Linked DNA regions of Mus musculus: region 2 is linked to region 1. The links are chromatin contacts, found by Hi-C or POLR2A ChIA-PET in ENCODE. All regions are on one chromosome and are shown on one strand. The core of a region is the stretch at or near the end of the contact, and the rest is flanking DNA. Distances in the headings are between cores, read along the strand shown. Region 1 overlaps Calcrl (calcitonin receptor-like). Region 2 holds the start of Calcrl (calcitonin receptor-like).

Region 1 (5,048 bases), core at 1,067-3,566:
TTTTTAAAGGCACAAACAGACAAAGTGAAAAGCAGCTGCTGCATATGTAGCAGAGGATGGCCATCAATGTCATCAATGGGAGGAGAGGTCCTTGGTCCTGGAAGGTTCTATGCCCCAGTATAGGGGAGTGCGAGGGCCAGGAAGCAGGAGTGGGTGGTTTGGTGAGCAGGGGTAGGGGGTAGGGGGTACGGGTTTGGGGCTTTCGGAGGGGAAACCAGGAAAGGGGATAACACTTGAAATGTAAATAAAGAAAATATCTAAAAAAAAAAAAAAAAAAAAAAAAGACAAAGAAAAAGGAAAAGCAGCTGCGTCACGCGCACACAGCCAAGGCATTTGATTAGAAACAAATGACTCAGACACAACTCTCCTCTCCATTTACTCTTGAATGTCTTACATTCCACTATCTTCAGGGGCCCACAACCACAACGTTTACTTTACGAAAGGCCGAGACAGTTTGTTCGGTTAAATATTCATACATGCCGGGCGGTGGTGGCGCACGCCTTTAATCCCAGCACTTGGGAGGCAGAGACTGGCGAATTTCTGAGTTCAAGGCCAGCCTGGTCTACAGTGTGAGTTTCAGGATAGCCGGGGCTACACAGAGAAACCCTGTCTTGAAAAACCAAAAAAAAAAAAAAAAAAAAAAAAAAAAACCAAAAAAAAAAAAAAAACAAAAACCATATATATATATTTATACATAATTCGACTTGACATTGCAAGTCTTGTAACTGTGACCAATCACAGAGTGAGCCAGGACATACCGTTCTGCTCCGGGGAGAGACCACCACTTGCTGTCCAGACAACAGTTCCCAGGGACTGTTTTCAGCTGGTGATTACGGAGGTTGCCCTCCACGATTCCTCTAGGTACTCATGATGCACGTGCTTGCTGCTCCTGTCTTACAACTGCAGAAGCCTGGAGAGATGCCACAGATCACACCGCCTTTGTCCCCTGCTAGCAAATGTCCCTGCAGCCTTCTACATGGAATCTGTACTCTCTGCCCTGTTTTTCACTTCTAGTGTCGGCCTGATAGCCCTCCCATCAAATACAACACTTATACTGTTATTTCTAATTGGGTTTTAAATGCCAAATTGCCATACTGTCTACATAATCATTTTGACTCCTGCCCCAAAATGCCTCATAGAATTTCCCAGGCATGGCCATCACCAAAATATGGGTTAGATAGTGTTTATCTTTTGCTTATTTTCATCTATTTCCCTTTGAGATTGCCATTGTTTTGTAGTTTAGAAAGGCTTTTGTCAAGGAAACTGTGTGGAAGGCAGACGGACGCGTAGCTGGTGATATAACTCTGCATTGTAGTTAGAGAGATATCTACGCGGCAGTCTTTCGAAACAGCCCAGACAGATTCAGCCTGTTCGTGCATGTGTTTTCTTGCTTTTCAGAAACAACAAAAGATATTTAAAAAGAGATAAAGTGAAAAAGAGACTTAGTACATATCTTCAGAAGTACCAAGTACCTTAAAACCAGTTCTGGAGAATTGCGTCCATTTCTTTATTGAAGACGTATTTTCCAGGCTGGTCTTCACTTCCTGGGTTTAAGAGCACATCCTCATTTGGCCTCAAGGTGCGGGGTCTAAAAATAGCACCTAATTTTTCTTCCTCTTTTAGGTTGTTTAAGTGTTTACAAACAAGTTGTATTTTCTGTTTTGATTTTTTTTTTCACTTGGAGCAAACCGTGCTTGGGTGAACAGACTTTTCCCTGGATGCCTGGGTTGAAAGGGGGTGGGGGTGGGGCGTTGGGAAGTGCTGCGTTTGTTTCTTCCGGATAGGTTTTGTTTTGGGTAGGACACACTATGGGAAGATTCCCAGAAAGAGCCAGGAGGCTGTGAAGTTAGGAAACATTTCAATGATGTTAAGGCCTATTAAACCTGTCAAGCGTGACAGGGCAGTTTTTTTTTTTTTTTTTTTTTTTTTTTTTTTTTTTCCTTTAACACATCCTGGTCCACTTAGAGCTGCGAGTCAGAAAAAGTGCTTGGCCCAACGTTTTAGCAGGAAAGAAAGCTATTTTAAAAGTCTTTTGGGAACATGTTTGTGCAACAGGAAAAAACATACAATTGGGTTGATAATAGCAGCTCGTAAAGGTTAGAGCCTCTGAAACCGGTTTGCCATCTTCACAGGGAACGTGTTGTTCCGCAGTGGCGGTTCTCACTTAAACACAGCTTAATTCAGCAAGGAGCCCCTTCCTGCCGACTTCTTTTACACTGGAAAGTCTATTTTTAAATCACAACCCAGACATAATCCCAGGAGTTGATCATTAAATTAAGTAGTGTTTGGGATGTGCAAAATTACAGCAGCTCCCAGGGTGTCAGAGAGCCTGTGCAGCGGATACCGAAAGCTTCACACCCAAGTGTCCGCTGGTGAGTTCCCTGAGCATCCCAAGTTCCTCACAGTGCCTTGTATCTTCAGTCACATTGCCTGGCTCGCTCCTGTATCCTTGCCCTTGTGTTTCTAGGTCTTTATCCCTAGAGAGCTGGGCTTTTTACCCTCTGCTCATATATATCTTCGCTGACTTTGAATTCATTACCAGTGTTCCTCAATCTTCCTAGTGCTGCGACCCTTTAATTCAGTTCTTTCTGTTGTGGTGCCCTCCAACCATAGCGCTCATTGGTCATCACTCAGATCCTTTAGCCTTTAAAAATTGAAGTATTATTATTATTATTATTCTGTAGTAAAAATTCTTTTTGTATTAAAGATCCCTTATCACACATGTGATTTGCAAATTTGTCCCTCTGTGTTGGGTTGCCTTTTTGTTTTCATTTCCTGTGTGTATGTGTGTGTGTGTCTGAATGTGTGTGTGTGTGTGAGTTATGAGTGTGTGTGTACGAGTGTGTATGCATGTAACTGTGTGAGTATATGAGTGTGTATGTGTGTGAGAGTGTATGAGTGTGTGTGTACATTGAATCTAGGATCTTGCTCATTCTGGCTCACTCTTCTACCACTGAGATGCCCTCAGAACCTTTCTTCCACAATGGCGCCATTTGTACACAAGCATCTATAATTTTGATGTAGTCAATCTATTTTTTGTCATTGTGACTTGCCCTTCCTTTTGATGTCAAGTCTAAAAGAGTATTTCCTAAATCATGAAGACAAAATGGCCTTAAATACTTTCTTCAGAGAATAATAAGGTTTACTCTTTGTGTTGAATATTAACATATTCCACAGACATACTTTAAGTATTGATCATCAGAGAACATATACTTCCCCTTAACACTCACTTGATAGTTCCATAGGATTTAAAAGTGTTAGCTAAGAATTATTTCCAGGGTACAGAATATACTAGGCAAGGAATGATAATCTTTTACTTTGATTAAAAAAGTCCTTTTATATCTAGAGTGTTCGGTGGAAAGAAATAGTCACCTCATTTTGTAACAATTTCATACTAGTCAAGCCAGAGTGAAAAGTGAGCTTTCTTGTTCTAAAATCTTTGAAATTTCTACTCCAATAACATTCCTCAAAAATGTTTAGAAAACAAAATAACAAAACTTAAAATTCAGTTTTGTATTCATATTGATGAGGAATATTAGAACTGTAACTGACATTAAATGTGCCAGATTCAAGGGTTCTGATAATGTCATAGACTTCTCTGCAGTGCGTAGTGCTTATCTGACTGTCCCTCCTCTGCTCTGAACTTTACGTGCGGTAAAGGAGTACGTCAGAATGTTCTGAAACCATGCCCTGCTTGTTGTGTAGCTCCAGTTGGAAGATGTGCTATTCTGAGAATCACTAGAAGGAAGAATTCTGACTGTGTAACTCTGACTATATAACTATGCCTCACACAGCCTAAATCAGAGGTTTTGCTTGCCTGACCTGAGTTCAGTCACATCTTACTTCAATTAATTCTTTCCTCATCAGATGTGGAGAGCTTTCCATCAAGCACAAAGCTACATTTTTTTTTTAAGCTCCCTCCCACCTTTTACTAATCTGGCTGATATTGGCCACTTGCCTCTTCAAATAAAAAGAGTGTGGCTAAAATGACCGGAAAATGGCTAATTATGCCCACAATGGAAAGATTATTCCCATGAGTAAATACTCCAGAGTGTAAAATGAAATCCCAAACCCAATCACAAATGAATCTCTCTAACAGCTATTCAGCTGTTCTGCCTGGAATGCTCATTAGATAAGCAAGTCAGCCACTGGGGTTCTTTGCCTTGTGTTCGAACTCAATGTCATTCAAGGCTATCCCAGCATGCCTTAGAGTTAAATTAGGAGGCTCCATAGCCACCTTGTTTTTAAAGTCATATATATACAGCATTCTAACTTCAGTAGAATCACACATATATATTATACTATATATATTACTATAGTAATATATTGTATAAAGTTAATATATATTATACTCTCTCTCTCTCTCTCTCTCTCTCTCTCTCTCTCTATATATATATATATATATATATATATATATATATATATATATATATGATACTATTTCCATAAACTGTATACAAAAAAAAAGATTGCTAGAACTTCAGTTTATGTAGGCTTACTCTTATATAGCCCAATGTTCCATTTTAATTGTCAGATTCAAACTTAAGAGTCTTGAACTATTAGCAATTGGAGACCCAAGGAGAATATTTCTAAGACATTAAGAACAAACAGACAAAATCAGTGTCAGGAGATTTGTTTTAAGATTTTAGGGATATACATCATTTTAAAATGATTTGTTTAACTTTGTCTGTCTGTCTTCTGTGTGAGTTTATGATTCTCACATGCATACAGGTACCCAAGGAGGCTAGAGGGATTTAGATATCCTGAAACTGGAGTAACAGGTATTTGTGAGCTGCCTGATATGGGTGAAGAAAGCAAGCCTAGGAGCTCTGAAAGAACAGCAAGTGTTCCTTTTGAAAATAGTATTATGAATTATTTGATCAATACAGTACATTTGGATCACATTCAGCATTCCTCTTCAATCTCCTTTCAGACCCACCCCATCCCCTTGCCCATTCAATTTCTTTCTCCCTGTTTCTCTCCGTCTCTGTAACCTCTCCCCTTCCTTCCTCTTTCTCTCCCACCTTCTCTGTCTCCCTATTGACCCA
Region 2 (5,048 bases), core at 1,440-3,939, 38 kb before region 1:
AGCACTCTGAGTGGGAGTACTCTGCATGGGAGCACTCTGAGTGGGAGTACTCTGCGTGGGAGCATTTTGCATGGTTTATGCCCTGTATGGTTATACTGGTAGCATTCTTCTATGCTTTGTCCACTCTCTTTTAAATGGTCAAAACAGAAGACACTTCTTATTTGGTCTTAATTTCCTGAAAAAGAACTATTTTTAGTGTTCATCTGAAAGTACAAACTTGATCACCACTAATCAGATAATTTTAAGTAGCTTCAGTGTGTTCTGGGGAAAGATGACAATGTAAAACACACGTAGAATACATAAGACTGAATGAATGTACTAACAATACCCCATTGGCTCGGAATCACCTGATTTTTGGAAACAGTTTCATTTAGCTTTACCATAGCTATCCAAACATTTGTGTCATACTAAAGCACACACTTGAGAAGTTTCTTCAATCTTTTCACTTGTTTCTACATGTCTCAGCACAGTCCAGCTTCCCCAAAGTCCTTATAGCATGTATTCATATTTTTTTCATGTTCATAACGTGGTAACTTTTAATGACCTTATTATTGGGAAGTATGTTTACTTTTCTTTCTATGAAAGACACATGTATGATACTAACAAGAATTATCCAGACTCTTCATGCACCACAGCCATAAACCTACATACACAACCAATAATTTATACTAAACACTACAGGTTGTATTAAATTTCCCATTTACAACAGCACCATGTATATCTATTATACAGGAGAATGATTGCCGGCTTGTGATCTTTCAGGCATCATCTAAAAGAACGAACCCCTTTACTTACTAAGACTCTGCTGTGTTTGAACAAATCCAATGAGTGAATCAAAAACATGTTAATGCTTTAATACTTACTGGAAATGTATGTAGCTTTGTATACACCAGTCTGTGTCTCAGAGGTCAGATATTCTTAGAAATGGATACAGGAGCATATATGATGATCATTTAGAAGTTAAAATCTAGTATTTGTTTTGCCTGAACTTTAAGCTGTAAACATCATACTTAAAAGTTCTGTCAGTATTGTCCCAGTGAGTATAAACATCTGCAAGGGGACATGATTACTCTCTACTGCTTTCCTCCTGAGCCCCTGTGCAACATGCGACTCCACATCAGAACTCTGTGGTTTCACCCAAGAATGTGTTTTACTGTTTTTCTGATTAATGAGTTATTATTTTAGGAGGCAGTAGTGATTTATAATGCTGACTTTTCACCCCATGAGCTGAAGGAAACAGCACAGGAAAATATAATTCAACAGTTCCCTATAGAAAGCAAAACTAAAGTGTCCACAAAGTAACTTCCCAGTTTATCGCCGTCTCTTAAAACTACATTGTGTAGTTCAGCTTCTTACACAGACTTTCCATTTTCAGTGATGGAGATGGTCAATTATGTCCCATATTTCTAAACGGATGCATCCTATTCTATATCCATATACAGAATTAAAGATTCTGCAATAAATCTCCTCCATGGATCAAGATAGGAAACATTTAAAAATGGCGGTGTCTTTCAGGAACACGATATCCAGAGATTCTGCACCCTGTGTCTTTAGTGCGGTTCCTCATCTGCTAGGACTTTGAGCTCCTCATCTGCTACTTGGTTGTAGTAGCTTCGCTATTCGTCTGTTCCTCCAAGGTGAAGCAGCAAGATTGTAGTAGCTAGTTAGAACTTGCCATTTTCTAAATGTTATAAAATATGTTGATTCAAAGTTTAAACAGACAAATTATATTATTTTATCCATCCTTTCCAGTTTATACGTGAGACATTTGATGCAAAGATCATGTGACTTTTAGTGCTGTCTGGCTTCAGGAGTTATGATTATTGCCAAATCTCATAATTTATCATATTATATAAAACTAACAAGTATATTTCAGGTTTATAGGCTTTTTTTCCTGATCATACGCAATGATTTCTTACTTTATGATATAATTATGTTTAGAGGGAAAACTTTTTTTTAAATTGAAGTTCATTTATTGTATGAAATTATTTCATAGTATCATGTTAAACTAAAGCCACCTTTCCTTGAAGGTTATTTTGAGGTACAACTAGTATAATGTTTAGATTATATAAAATGATATAATTATGTCAGATATTTAAAAGTATGTACAATGATTTCATACTCTATACACAGTCTGGCTTTACAGGACATACAACTCAGGAACTCCTAGAAAGGACAGCCCGAAGCCTGTTCATCTTCTCATGCAAAACTGGTTGTGGAGTTGCATCAGATATTAGTGCTCAAAATTGAGTCCGAATTAGTAATTCTGATGCTCAAAATTCCATGCACATTTAAGAAAAAAAGATGTGACTGATAAATTGTTCCTGGTTGTTCTGTGAACCTTAATTCGACACACACCCACACTCCTAACTCCTTTGATTCTTTTACACCAAGATCGCCTTCAAATCCCAGGCAGCAAGTTCTAACAGAACTCAGTCTAGGTGAAAGGCAGCCAGCTTTTGCTGGTAACAATGTGTTCATACAGCAAAGGATCTCTGTCTGTTCAGGCTGCTTCTTGCTCTTGTCAGAGTGAGAAGGGAGTTGCTGCTCCTTTCCTGGGGTAAGCTATTTGAGAAAGAAAGTAACCTAACACTAAGTGCAGGCGGGGCGGGGTGATGTAACAGGAAGCTGTGATGTTTCCCTTCTGCTGCTGATCGCTTACAATCTGACAACACTCCCCATCTACTCAGAACAAGCCCTCTCTTCGCAGCGTGCACTTCTGCCTTAGGACCGGCGGGCTCTGTTGCCTGGACCTCACGCTGCCTGCAGGACCACATTGCAAAGCTTTCCACACCTCGCCTCCGGGAAACTCTTGTGCAGTATCTCAGAAAATCAAACTCCCTCCTGAGACTATTCCCACAGAATTTCCTTAGGAGCTGTGCCAGGTAAGTGTATTATTCAAAATAAACGTATGTATTCTCAGCACTATTCTTAAGTATTATGACAATGTTTCTAACAAGAATTTAGTAAGTGGCATTGAAATAATGTTGAAACCGCTTCATTTAGTCTACAAAGGGATACTAGAGAGTCTTACTCCAGAATGCATACAAAATGTACTACTAGTGCATAAGAGTATTTACAGTGATACTTTAGAAAATAAATTTACCAATTATTAACGATGTGAGCGGGCTATAAGGCAAGTTTCTGAACAAATACCTTAATCAGGAAACAATGCCTTTTTAAAGTTAGTTGTACTACCAGCTCAAGTCCTGACAGCTGGAAAACATTTGCACCCCAGGAAGGGTCTTTAAATTTTCCACATAATCAGTATTCTAAGGAAGGGATGGCAGAAGACTATGGGGTTCCAGAGTCTTCCTGTGTGGCTGAACACAAAGTTGGATTAAGAAGAAAAGCCACCGGCTTGGACTTCTGTTTGCTTTCCGCTTCTTTTGACATTTACACCTCTAACTAGGGAACCAATGGAATTTTCATTGTTCTTTGTTGCTAGATTTGTGTAAATACCCCATTTTTGGTTTTCCTTTGTTTTTGTTGTTGTTTGTATTGGGTTTTTTTCTTTTGGGGGGGGTGTTCATGAATTGTCTCCACTGTATTAAGATCATGGGTGTCTTACAAATAAGGTAAGGGGAAAACAAAAACAAGACAAAACAAACAAACAAACAAACAAAAAACCCAACCAACAACCAACCAACCATAAACCCCACAACTGCCCAGGGTTAAGAAAATGTAGTGATTTCTACATTACTTCATGGTTTTTAAACTCTTAAGCTTAGAGTTGTGTTACTTCAATTATACTGGAAACTTGTGGGGGAAGAGTGTGAAAGGAGTCTCCATAAATACATAAACAGAGGCACGATAAGCAAGTGGATTAGCTCATTAAGCAGAGGAATTAAATTAGATTTTCAGCTATGATGCTGAGATGAAGCAGCTGCAGGTCTCTCTTGCCACAGTACAGACTGTCCTGAGAATCTAAGGAGCTAGTGCCTACTTAACAAGTGGCTGTCAGAGCGGCATCACAGGTTATTGCTAAGGAATGGGAGATATCAGTTTTGGATTAAAATTGTGCTTATTAGCATAATTTATTAAATTCTACGTTTTCTTACTTAAGTGAAATATAAGCTGCAAGATGCCTTTCAATGCTAGCATTCTGAGCTCAATTTCTAGTAGTCTGGCAAATAAACAAAATATTACAAACTCATCCTGAGTAACTCCTCAGTGATTTTTGGCTCAGTTTCCACATGTTTTTCAATGTAATTGAAACATTAATTTGTACACTTGTAATTTTTAAAAGCTTTGCGGCTGATTTATGTTTTTATTTTATTTTTATTTATACTACCGAGTTCCCTGATGTATAAAAACAGACAAGGTGAGTTTAAGATAGGACTTGTTACAAATAGTCATTAAATAACTGGAGAAAGAAGCGAAATCAGCACATTAAATAACCCAGTGTCATTCATAGGAACAGAAGTTGAAAAGCATTATTCTAAGCCAGATGATTTTCTGAAATTAAGTATTATATTAATAAACTATTGTAAATTAGTACCTCCACAAACTCTTCTGATTTTTATTGAATTAATGTTTCAAAGCATATAACCATCTTGTATGATTTATTTTAATATTCTCACCTATATTTGTAGCATCATTTAAAACAATCCTAATTACCAAAAGTTATAGCAGAAAAATGCCAGGCAATGAATATTGATGGTCATTAGGCAAAGAAATTATCTGAGTTAATAACAAGAACATTAAAATAGGAATTTGTATCCTTCTAGAGTACGTGTGGCTTTTAAAATGAGTAAACAATGTCTGAGAATCAAACCATGTTTTTATCTGCAACATCAGTTTAACTAACTAGCAATATTTCCTTGTAGCTTCAAAAAAAATCAATGGGTATAGTCTTAGGCAAGTTCTAAATACATCAATTAAAAACACAGACTTCACAATAGTCATGACCCACGTGATCCGAAATACGTCTTACCTAAAATGTTCTATTTGTAACTCGATATATTTAGATGGCTATTTGGAGCCAGTACAATAATAACATGTTATCAGTTTTATCTCTGCTTACATTTTGATAGTAACTATTTATT

What was found. Hi-C counts contacts between places; a loop is a spot of excess contacts on that map. ChIA-PET counts read pairs that join two places held with the same protein, here RNA polymerase II (POLR2A).
Region 2: a map of heart shows a loop between it and region 1 (8-fold over the local background). The contact joins the promoter of Calcrl here to the enhancer-like site in region 1. A Hi-C loop is called at or near these places in 6 of 37 maps with a recorded cell type or tissue (heart and v-Abl transformed pro-B cells). POLR2A ChIA-PET finds 5 or more read pairs at or near these places in 1 of 5 experiments (embryonic stem cell).

What each region holds. Positions count from the first base shown.
Region 1 is chr2:84,384,084-84,389,131 of GRCm38, reverse strand. All of the region lies in intron 2 of Calcrl (calcitonin receptor-like), which reads left to right. Among named protein-coding and RNA genes, the nearest start is that of Calcrl, 39 kb to the left of the region's middle. Within about 2 kb of position 2,316, at least 1 of the 3 ENCODE cell types and tissues checked has a DNase peak (open chromatin) inside an H3K27ac peak, as active enhancers do; it is heart, where a contact is called at or near this core.
Region 2 is chr2:84,422,907-84,427,954 of GRCm38, reverse strand. It overlaps Calcrl (calcitonin receptor-like), which reads left to right and starts at 2,689. Exons shown (of 16, transcript NM_018782.2): 1 at 2,689-2,885.